2 separate regions of the Homo sapiens genome follow, and region 2 is linked to region 1. Evidence: read pairs that join two places in POLR2A ChIA-PET (ENCODE). Cell type or tissue: OCI-LY7. All regions are shown on one strand. Each heading gives the region's core, and the rest is flanking DNA. Links, peaks and the distances in the headings are about the cores only. Region 1 overlaps MTA2 (metastasis associated 1 family member 2). Region 2 overlaps BSCL2 (BSCL2 lipid droplet biogenesis associated, seipin).

Evidence for each region. ChIA-PET counts read pairs that join two places held together with the same protein. Peaks named below come from ENCODE experiments on the same cell type or tissue, not always from the same donor. Only the 100,000 strongest peaks of a DNase experiment are listed, where the experiment ranks them.
Region 2: POLR2A ChIA-PET joins it to region 1 with 12 read pairs; 28 of 35 experiments call an interaction of 5 or more read pairs at or near these places.

Annotation. Positions count from the first base shown.
Region 1 is chr11:62,594,116-62,601,162 of GRCh38, reverse strand. MTA2 (metastasis associated 1 family member 2) reads left to right here. Exons shown (of 18, transcript NM_004739.4): 2 at 474-541; 3 at 904-997; 4 at 2,524-2,641; 5 at 2,773-2,836; 6 at 3,022-3,139; 7 at 3,451-3,553; 8 at 3,748-3,847; 9 at 4,338-4,526; 10 at 4,631-4,705; 11 at 4,826-4,884; 12 at 5,056-5,153; 13 at 5,272-5,411; 14 at 5,671-5,899; 15 at 6,093-6,182; 2 more. Among named protein-coding and RNA genes, the nearest start is that of MTA2, 4.2 kb to the left of the region's middle. RefSeq lists enhancers at 233-282, 1-427, 2,021-2,160. In OCI-LY7, for the core only: no CTCF peak of the experiment used is centred there; a DNase peak (open chromatin) is centred at 1,802; H3K4me3 peaks cover 1,971 bases; H3K27ac peaks cover 2,160 bases.
Region 2 is chr11:62,701,821-62,704,320 of GRCh38, reverse strand. BSCL2 (BSCL2 lipid droplet biogenesis associated, seipin) reads left to right here. Exons shown (of 11, transcript NM_001122955.4): 3 at 1,772-1,853. It overlaps HNRNPUL2-BSCL2 (HNRNPUL2-BSCL2 readthrough (NMD candidate)), which reads left to right. Exons shown (of 24, transcript NR_037946.1): 16 at 1,772-1,853. Among named protein-coding and RNA genes, the nearest start is that of BSCL2, 4.4 kb to the left of the region's middle. In OCI-LY7, for the core only: no CTCF peak of the experiment used is centred there; no DNase peak of the experiment used is centred there.

The sequences.
Region 1 (7,047 bases), core at 339-2,838:
TGGCCTTCGGAACCGGTTCCGAAGGAGCTGACAGGGTAGGGAGGGAACGCGAGGGGCTGGGGCGACGGCTTTGCCACCGCGGGGGAGCCGCCCGGAGGTTTCCTCTTCCCAGGCGTTATTGTGCGCCTCGATTCGAAAAGGTAGGGGCCCTGCGCTAGAGCGGACAATTACTTCGCCGCGACTGGGGTGCAACTCATCGCTGAGTTGTGGGGACTGCAGGGGAACCCCTGCTTCTTGCCTGTTCCTTAAGGCTCTCTTTTGAGTAAAGGATCTAATTTTAGAACTAGGTGCGGTGGGGATGGGGGACATCCTTATTTTCTCTTAGTCTGTCCACTTTCACATCTCAGCGCCCTTTCTACCTGAATCCTTATCTCCTTTTGATCCACTCAGGCCAACTTTCTCTCCTACCCTGGTGCTCTGCGTCTCCCATCTCCTCTGATCTTCGTGGTTCTCCCCCCTCCCTTCCCTTACAGATTACGTCTATTTTGAGAACTCTTCCAGCAATCCTTACCTGGTTAGACGGATTGAGGAGCTCAACAAGGTGAGTGGAGCAGAATCCCTCTCCCTCCCTCCCGCAGTGGTCTCTTCTGAGGTTTCTAACTTCTGGTGGAAGAGAGGATCCTATACTAAGTACCCATTCATATTCGTTCATTCATTCATTGGATGTATTCAGGAAAGGCTATTGAGAGGTTAGCAGGAACTTTACTATTCTGTCTCTTGGGGGCAAAGGAAAGGGATTTGGAAGTCTATCCTTGAATGTAAGTCTTTACTCATATTTTCTTGGGCTTTTTAATTTAGGTCCCTCTGAAACTTACTGTTATTTGTCTCTTTGTGCATTTCTGTTCCCAGATGATCAATTTCCACTGCTACGTTGTTTTGTTTTTGTTTTTTTCCTCCCCTTAGACTGCAAATGGAAATGTGGAGGCAAAGGTTGTCTGTCTTTTCCGGCGCAGGGACATTTCTAGTAGCCTCAACAGCCTGGCTGATAGTAATGCCAGTGAGTATCTTCCTCCCTTTCTTTTTCTCCTACCCATGATCTGAGGCCTGGGCATGTCCCTGCAGGTATTTCCCCTGGTAGCATGCCCAAGGCAGAGGTGTGAGTTTGGGGGTGGGAAATGCCTGGCCTGAGGAGGGAGGCCTGTTTTTACATGTTGGGGTTGGAAGCAGGGTGGAGAGATTGTGATAAGGAAAGCGATAATATGGTTTGTATATGAGAGTAAGAGAGAGATGATAACATTTAGAGTATGAGGACGAGCTTTAGAGAAACAATGGTTTTCTAAAGGGGGGCAGTTTGGGGTACATTGAGACAGTAGGTGATGACTGAAGGTCAACGTGAAGAGGAAGACATTGTACTGAGAAGCCTGCGTAACAGAGAAGCAGGCTTATTTTGTAATCACAAGGTGATGAGAGTACCTGGAAGTTAGAAGATGGCTGGAAGTTTTCTTGCGCTTTTTAATTTCTCACCTCGCCCATTTCCCCGCCCGCCCCCCTCCATTTTACATCTTTCCCTTTTCATTTTGCCCTATCTTCATTCTCTTTAAGGTCTCATCTTCTTTTTTTAAAAAACATATTTTCCTTAGCTTCTTTTTCCTTTCCTGCTTTGGTTTTCTTTTTCCTTCCTTTTGTTCCACCTTTCTAAATTATTTTCCTTTTTCAGACTGCTCTGGGTGAGAAGGGGTTAAAGAGGAGCCCAGCTTACCAAGTTCCTTGGCCCTTTAGGGTTTCCAGCCCCATCTGGCAGGGGCTGACCTTGGCCTTGTCCAATCAGAAGGGGTGTTGGGGGTGTGGTCCCCCTTGCCTCAGCACAGGGTTTCCGGAGCACACAAGCGAGGGGTGGAGCCTACTGCACAACCCCCCCCTTCTCCCTGAGGTTGGGAACAATACACCAATGAGCCTGGGGCTGAGGTTCTTCTGCTCCCTCCCACTTTGGTTGGCGCCTAGCCAGGTTAACCCCTTCCGCTAGGTTTCAGGGCAAGCTGCAGCTCCTTGGGGAGGAAGGTGTTGGCACTGGCTTGAGAGGTGTTGTCCTTGGAAACCCCAGGAACTATTATTAGCCAAGTAGAAAATGAGGGATAGTTAGGGCTGCATGTGATGTTTTAGAGCAAAGAGTCTCCTGAAATTGAAAAGAACTGGTAAACACAGTCTTGTGTGATATTTTTTCATCTTGAGTTCCTGGACCTCAGGCTGGTTTAGCAAGCAAGAGACAAGTGTGATGTTCTTGCTGGCCCGTTGTGGACTTTGGTGTCTGAGTACTGGCAGCTGGGTAGCGATGTATTTCTAGAGCATTCTTCGTACTCTCAGCAGTTCTTCTCTAAAAGCATTACTGATAGAGTTGGGAGCATCTATGATGGGGCATAGAGCTAAGAAGGAAAGCTGGTGGGATAAGGGTATAGAAGGCAGACGCCTGGGAAATGTGAGAAAAAAACAGCCAAGATAGGAAATATTTTCCCTGAGTTAGAGTTTCCAGGGTGGTGTTTTGCTGGATCCATTTCTGACTTGGTTTCTTCCTCTTTAATCTCCCAGGGGAGTTTGAAGAGGAATCAAAGCAGCCAGGGGTGTCTGAGCAGCAGCGCCATCAACTGAAGCACCGGGAACTTTTTCTTTCTCGGCAATTTGAATCATTACCAGCCACCCACATACGGTACAGGACAACTGGGGCCAGCATAGCCTGCGTGCACTTACGTAGAAGATGGAGAGAAGGAGGTGGTATTGAGAGATGCTGTGGGGAGGGAGAGTGGGGCTCACCGGGGTTTTCCAATCTCTCTCCTATAGGGGGAAATGCAGTGTGACCCTCTTGAATGAGACAGATATCTTGAGCCAGTACCTGGAAAAGGAGGTGAGAAAGAGATGTTGAGAGAAGAGCGAGGGGAATGGGTATTGCCCGCAAAAGAGAGGGGGAAAGGAGCACAATGATGAGGTACAGGGTTGCCAGACTGCCGGTCATGGAAACTCAGATACACCTCCCTCCCCGCCGCCTATGTGGATTGCTGCCTTGCTTACCTTGTCTCTCCCCAATTCCAGGACTGCTTTTTTTACTCACTGGTGTTTGACCCCGTGCAGAAGACACTTCTCGCTGATCAGGGCGAGATTAGAGTTGGTTGCAAATACCAAGCTGAGATCCCAGATCGCCTAGTAGAGGGTAAGCAACAGGACAAGACTGTACGGCTACCAGGTTGTCTAATTCCAAGGGGCACTTTAACATTATAGTCTCTGTGAATGGCGTCACCTGGGGTTGTGCAGTGCACTGTCTGCAGGGCTCTCTGCCATGACCCTGACAGAATGGGCCTGTAGGAACCTGAAAAGGGAAAATGGGAACAGTTGGGAAGAGAAGTCGGAGAGTTGATAGAATCCAAGCAGAAGAAGAGAAGGAGGAGGTGCTATTGTGAATGAAAAGACACCAACTGTTCCCCCCTGCCCTCTCCCTGTTGATGCCATTGTTCTTTTCCCCAGGAGAATCTGATAATCGGAACCAGCAGAAGATGGAGATGAAGGTCTGGGACCCAGACAACCCTCTCACAGACCGGCAGATCGACCAGTTTCTTGTGGTGGCCCGGTGAGGGGTGGGTGGATAGGGAAGATGGGCTGGGGGAGGTGTGGACATTGTTCTGAGTCCCATGGTTCTTAGAGATGGACTTTATTTCTTTCATTGCCATGGATGTTTTCCTTCTTTCTCCTTTGGCTTAATTTCCCAGCCCACTTGGGCTTTTGACTTTTCTTTCGCTTTTGACTTCTCAATTTCTCCCTTAGAGCTGTGGGAACCTTTGCAAGAGCCCTAGATTGTAGCAGCTCCATTCGGCAGCCAAGCTTGCACATGAGTGCAGCTGCTGCCTCCCGAGATATCACTCTGGTGAGCAGAAGTTGGTGGGTAGTTGGGCAGGCTGGGTTTTCTGGGGACTTGCAGAGCCTGGGAACAGAAGAGGAGGGTATCTCTGAGGGAGTGGGAGTGTTTTTTTTTTGTTTGTTTTGTTTTGTTTTGAGAGGAGTCTTGCTCTGTCGCCCAGGCTGGAGTGCAGTGGCGCAATCTCAGCTCACTGCAAGCTCCGCCTCCCGGGTTCACACCACTCTCCTGCCTCAGCCTCCCGAATAGCTGGGACTACAGGCACCCGCCACCACGCCTGGCTAATTTTTTGTATTTTTAGTAGAGACGGGGTTTCACCGTTTTAGCCAGGATGATCTCGATCTCCTGACCTCGTGATCTGCCCGCCTCCGCTTCCCAAAGTGCTGGGATTATGGGTGTGAGCCACCGCGCCCGGCCGGGAGTGGGAGTGTTTTAAGGAGCAGGAAGGGAGTGGTGCCAAAAGTTTCAGGTCCTCAGTTGCTCTCCATCTTCCCCATAGTTTCACGCCATGGATACCTTGCAAAGGAACGGCTACGACCTGGCTAAGGCCATGTCGACCCTGGTACCCCAGGGAGGCCCGGTGCTGTGTCGGGATGAGATGGAGGAATGGTCAGCCTCAGAGGCCATGCTATTTGAGGAGGCCCTAGAGAAGTATGGGAAGGACTTCAATGATATTCGCCAGGATTTTGTAAGTGGATGGCACTAGGAGGAGAAGTGGGAGAGATGACAGGTGAGGGAACCAGGACCTGGGGCCAGATGCCAGCTCATTCTTCCTCCCTCTGCCCCCCTTAGCTACCCTGGAAGTCACTTGCCAGCATAGTCCAGTTTTATTACATGTGGAAAACCACAGACCGGTATATTCAGCAGGTATTATCTGGGCTGGGGAGGGTGGACCATAGGCTACCTGCTGACCTCTGCCTTTGAAGTTGATGACATTCTCCCTGCTATGAGGCTCTGATCCTTCTCTTTCTTTTTACCTTCTTACAGAAAAGGTTGAAAGCTGCTGAAGCAGACAGCAAACTGAAACAGGTCTACATTCCCACCTAGTAAGTGTGGTGGGTAGGGGAGACCAGAGTGTTTTCCTTCCCTTCCCCTAACTTGTGCCTTCCTCAGTGATTGGGGGTGGGCAGGAGGTAGGGGCACACTGAGAGTGGAAATTGATTCTTTTCCTTGACCAGTTTCTTGTTTTTTTCCCTTCTCCTCGCCTTCCCCGTTAGCACTAAGCCAAACCCTAACCAGATCATTTCTGTGGGTTCAAAACCTGGCATGAATGGGGCTGGATTTCAGAAGGGCCTGACTTGTGAGAGTTGCCACAGTGAGTTACGGGGGCACTGGGATGGTGGGGATGGGTGGAAGGCCTGCTGTGGCTCAAGAATCTGAGGGGCTTAGGTAGTATGCTTCTTCCCTGTCCCCCTCCTCTCCGTACTCTACAGCCACACAGTCTGCTCAGTGGTATGCCTGGGGCCCACCTAACATGCAGTGCCGCCTCTGTGCTTCCTGTTGGATCTACTGGAAGAAGTATGGGGGACTGAAGACCCCAACTCAGCTTGAGGGGGCCACTCGGGGCACCACGGTAAGGATCAGTGGGAAGAAAAGCAGGGGAGAGCAGTAAGCATATTGATGGTGAGCTTAGGTGAAGGCCAGAATATTCAACTCTTTATATGGTGATGGTTTGATGGACGGGGTGCTTGATGCTGGTTGGGGAGACACATAGGCCAAGAGGTCAGTAAAGAGATTAGACAGGAATAAATTGTCCCCTGCAGGGAATGGAAGAAAGAAGGGAGCCTCAGTGCTGATTTCTGCTCTCTCTCTTTCCTATGCTCTTCTTCTAGGAGCCACACTCAAGGGGTCATTTATCCAGACCTGAAGCTCAAAGTCTCTCTCCTTACACAACCAGCGCCAACAGGGCCAAGCTACTGGCTAAGAACAGACAAACTTTCCTGCTTCAGACCACAAAGCTGACCCGTCTTGCCAGACGCATGTGCAGGGACCTATTACAGCCAAGGAGGGCCGCCCGACGGCCTTATGCTCCTATCAATGCCAATGCCATCAAAGCAGAGTGTAAGGGCAGGGAGTGGTGGGACTGGTGGTGGGTTTCGGATTGCTCTGCCCAGAGACCGTTGTTTCTCTGGATGTCTAATAACAGGAGGGATAGTAGGCCACAGATAATTTTTTTAAGATTAGAGTTGGCTTCTGGCCTTAGAGGAGACCTGAATGGTGAAGCCCTTCAGAAGCTTTCTTCTTTGTTCTCCAGGCTCCATTCGACTTCCTAAGGCCGCCAAGACTCCATTGAAGATTCACCCTCTGGTGCGGCTGCCCCTGGCAACTATCGTCAAAGATCTGGGTATGGGATGGGGACCAGTGAGGTTGGCATCAGGCTCCCAGTCCTTTCCCTGTCTGACATCTCTCCCCTTGCTTTTTTTCTTCCTCATAGTGTCCTCAGAGATTTAGTCTAACAAACTGTACTTTTGTTGTTTAATAATTTTTTTTGTAAACTATTCAGTATTACTGTACTGATTTGATAAGGTCATACTGATATTTGAAATACTAGTGATAGCTTGCCAGAACATTCCCCCATTGCTACTTTTGGGGATGCCCAGGTAAACTGCTGGTCCAGGGAAGAGAGATGGAAGTAACAAAGGGGAACTGCGTGGGAAGAAAAGGTGCGAAAGTTTTCTGTTTTTTTCCAGTGGCCCAGGCACCCCTGAAACCAAAAACACCTCGGGGTACCAAGACACCGATCAACAGAAACCAGCTGTCCCAGAACCGGGGACTGGGGGGCATTATGGTGAAACGGGCCTATGAGACTGTGAGTTGACAGAAAGGGGTGGGCCAGATTGAGTTGGGTGGGCTTTTGTCTCTCATAGGAGTCTGAGAGGGTCCCTTCCCTCATTGTGCCATCCTACCCCTTTTCCAGATGGCAGGGGCAGGGGTTCCTTTCTCTGCCAATGGAAGGCCTCTGGCTTCAGGGATTCGTTCAAGCTCACAGCCAGCAGCCAAGCGTCAGAAACTAAACCCAGCTGATGCCCCCAATCCTGTGGTGTTTGTGGCCACAAAGGATACCAGGTAAGGCGTCTACCATGGGAGGGGCTGAGAGGGACAGTCCAGGCTGGTGAGTGTGGGGAGTAGGAGTATCAGAGCAAGAGCTCCAGGAAAGTTGTGGATGCAGGGTGGGGATGCCAGAAAAGAATGGGCCAGAAGGCATAATT
Region 2 (2,500 bases), core at 1-2,500, 100 kb before region 1:
ACCTTGTGATCCACCTGCCTTGGCCTCCCAAAGTGCTGGGGAGATGGGGTTTCACCATGTTGGCTAGGCTGGTCTTGAACTCCTGAATGCAGGTGATCCATCCGCCTTGGCCTCCCAAAGTGCTGGGATTACAGACGTGAGCCACTGTGCCCCACCAAGGTCTCTTCTTCTTCTTCTTTTTTTTTTTTTTCTTTTTGAGACAGAGTCTCGTGCTGTTGCCTGGGCTGGAGTGCAGTGGCGCAATCTCAGCTCACTGCAACCTCTGCCTCCAGATTCAAGCCATTCTCCTGCCTTGCCTCAGCCTCCCAAGTAACTGGGATTACAGGTGCCTGCCACCACACCTGGCTAATTTTTTTTTGTATTTTTAGTAGAGATGGGGTTTCACTATGTTGGCCAGGCTGATCTCGAACTCCTGACCTCGTGATCCACCCCCTTGGCCTCCCAAAGTGCTGGGATTACAAGCATGAGCCACTGCGCCCGGCCTAGTTCTCTTTTCTTAACAGTGGTTGTAGGACCTATCAACAGATGCAGAGAAGGGCGTTATAATCAATGGTTTAAAGTCATTTTTTCCCTTAAGTCCCTGGTCCAGAGCTATAGTTTCTAAAGCAGAGCTTCTTAAACTTTTAGGAAATGGATCTTATGGCCCTTCCTGCCATAAAAACATATATACGGCCGGGCGCGGTGGCTCACACCTGTAATCCCAGCACTTTGGGAGGCCGAGGCAGGCGGATCACAAGGTCAGGAGATTGAGACTATCCTGGCTAACACCGTGAAACCCTGTCTCTACTAAAAATAAAAAAATTAGCCGGGCGTGGTGGCAGGCGCCTGTTGTCCCAGCTACTTGAGAGGCTGAGGCAGGAGAAATGGCGTGAACCTGGGAAGCGGAGCTTGCAGTGAGCCGAGATCGTGCCACTGCACTCCAGCCTGGGCGACAGAGCAAGACTCCGTCTCAAAAAAAAAAAAAAAAAAAAAACGTATATGCATGCCCAGGCATATGCTGCACCCACACCCCCACATGCAAATTTGCCTACAATTGGAGGGGTTCATGAGCTTCTTAATAACCATCTGTAGATCCTTTTGGAGGCGTTTTCTCAAACTAGGACCCAGACCAGAGCTACCAAATCAGAATCTCTTGGGGTGGGACCCTGGAATTTCCTTTTTTTTTTTTTTGAGATGGAGTTTCACCCTTGTTGCCCAGGCTGGAGTGCAGTGGCGTGATCTTGGCTCACCACAACCTCTGCCTCCCAGGTTCAGGCGATTCTTCTGCCTCAGCGTCCCGAGTAGGTGGGATTACAGGCATGCGCCACCACGCCCCGCTAATTTTGTATTTTTAGTAGAGATGGGGTGTCTCCATGTTGGTCAGGCTGGTCTTAAACTCCTGACCTCAGGTGATCCGCCCTCCTCGGCCTCCAAAAGTGCTGGGATTACAGGCGTGAGCCGCTGCTGCTTGGCCCTGGAATTTACATTTTTATCAAGCTCCTTAAGTCTTTAGAAACACTGAAGTATGCAACTATTTAAGTATCTCTAGATTCCCATCTAAGAACATCTGTTGTAATGAGAGGACATACATTGAAGTCATAGGAAGAGAATGAAATAATCCTGGTATCTTGAATCTCCTGGCCACATTTGTTCTCCATCTTTGTAACAGAGAGAAGGGTGCCTGTTCTGAGAGAAGGGAGGAGGGCAGGAGGGAGCCCTAGGGGGCAAAGAAGGTGTATGGATGGACTAGTAAGACTAACTTAGCAGAGTATCCTCCTCCAATCTCATTTAGGACCGACTGTGATTCCTCCACCACCTCACTCTGCTCCTTCCCTGTTGCCAATGTCTCGCTGACTAAGGGTGGACGTGATCGGGTGAGTATGGGAACTAGAGAGAGGTTTCATTAGAGCTTTGATGACTCAAAATAGGAAGACTTGAGAAAGGCCTAGAGAGAAGGAATTGAGTAATAAGAGACTGGCCGGGCACGGTGGCTCACGCCTGTAATCCCAGTACTTTGGGAGGCTGAGGTGGGCAGATCACCTGAGGTTGGGAGTTCGAGACCAGCCTGACCAACGCGGAGAAACCCCGTCTCTACTAAAAATACAAAATTAGCTGGGCGTGGTGGTGCATGCCTGTAATCCCAGCTACTTGGGAGGCTGAGGCAGGAGAATCACTTGAATCCGGGAGGAGGAGGTTTCGGTGAGCCGAGATCACGCCATTGCACTCCAGCCTGGGCAACAAGAATGAAGCTCTGTCTTAAAAAAAAAAAGGAGACTAAGAGGAAGGCTTTGAAGGAAAAGAAATTAAAATTAATTGTGTGTATTGATGGATCTTTCTGCAGCAGGTGTTAGAAATGTTCTTTCTCAACATAGTCCCTGACTTACGGTAATTCAACTTAAGAATTTTTCAACTTACTGTGGTGCAAAAGCGACATACATTCCTTAGACACTGTACTTCAGGTACCTATACAACCATTCTGTTTTTCACTCTCTTTCTTTTTTTTTTTTTTTTTCCAGACAGT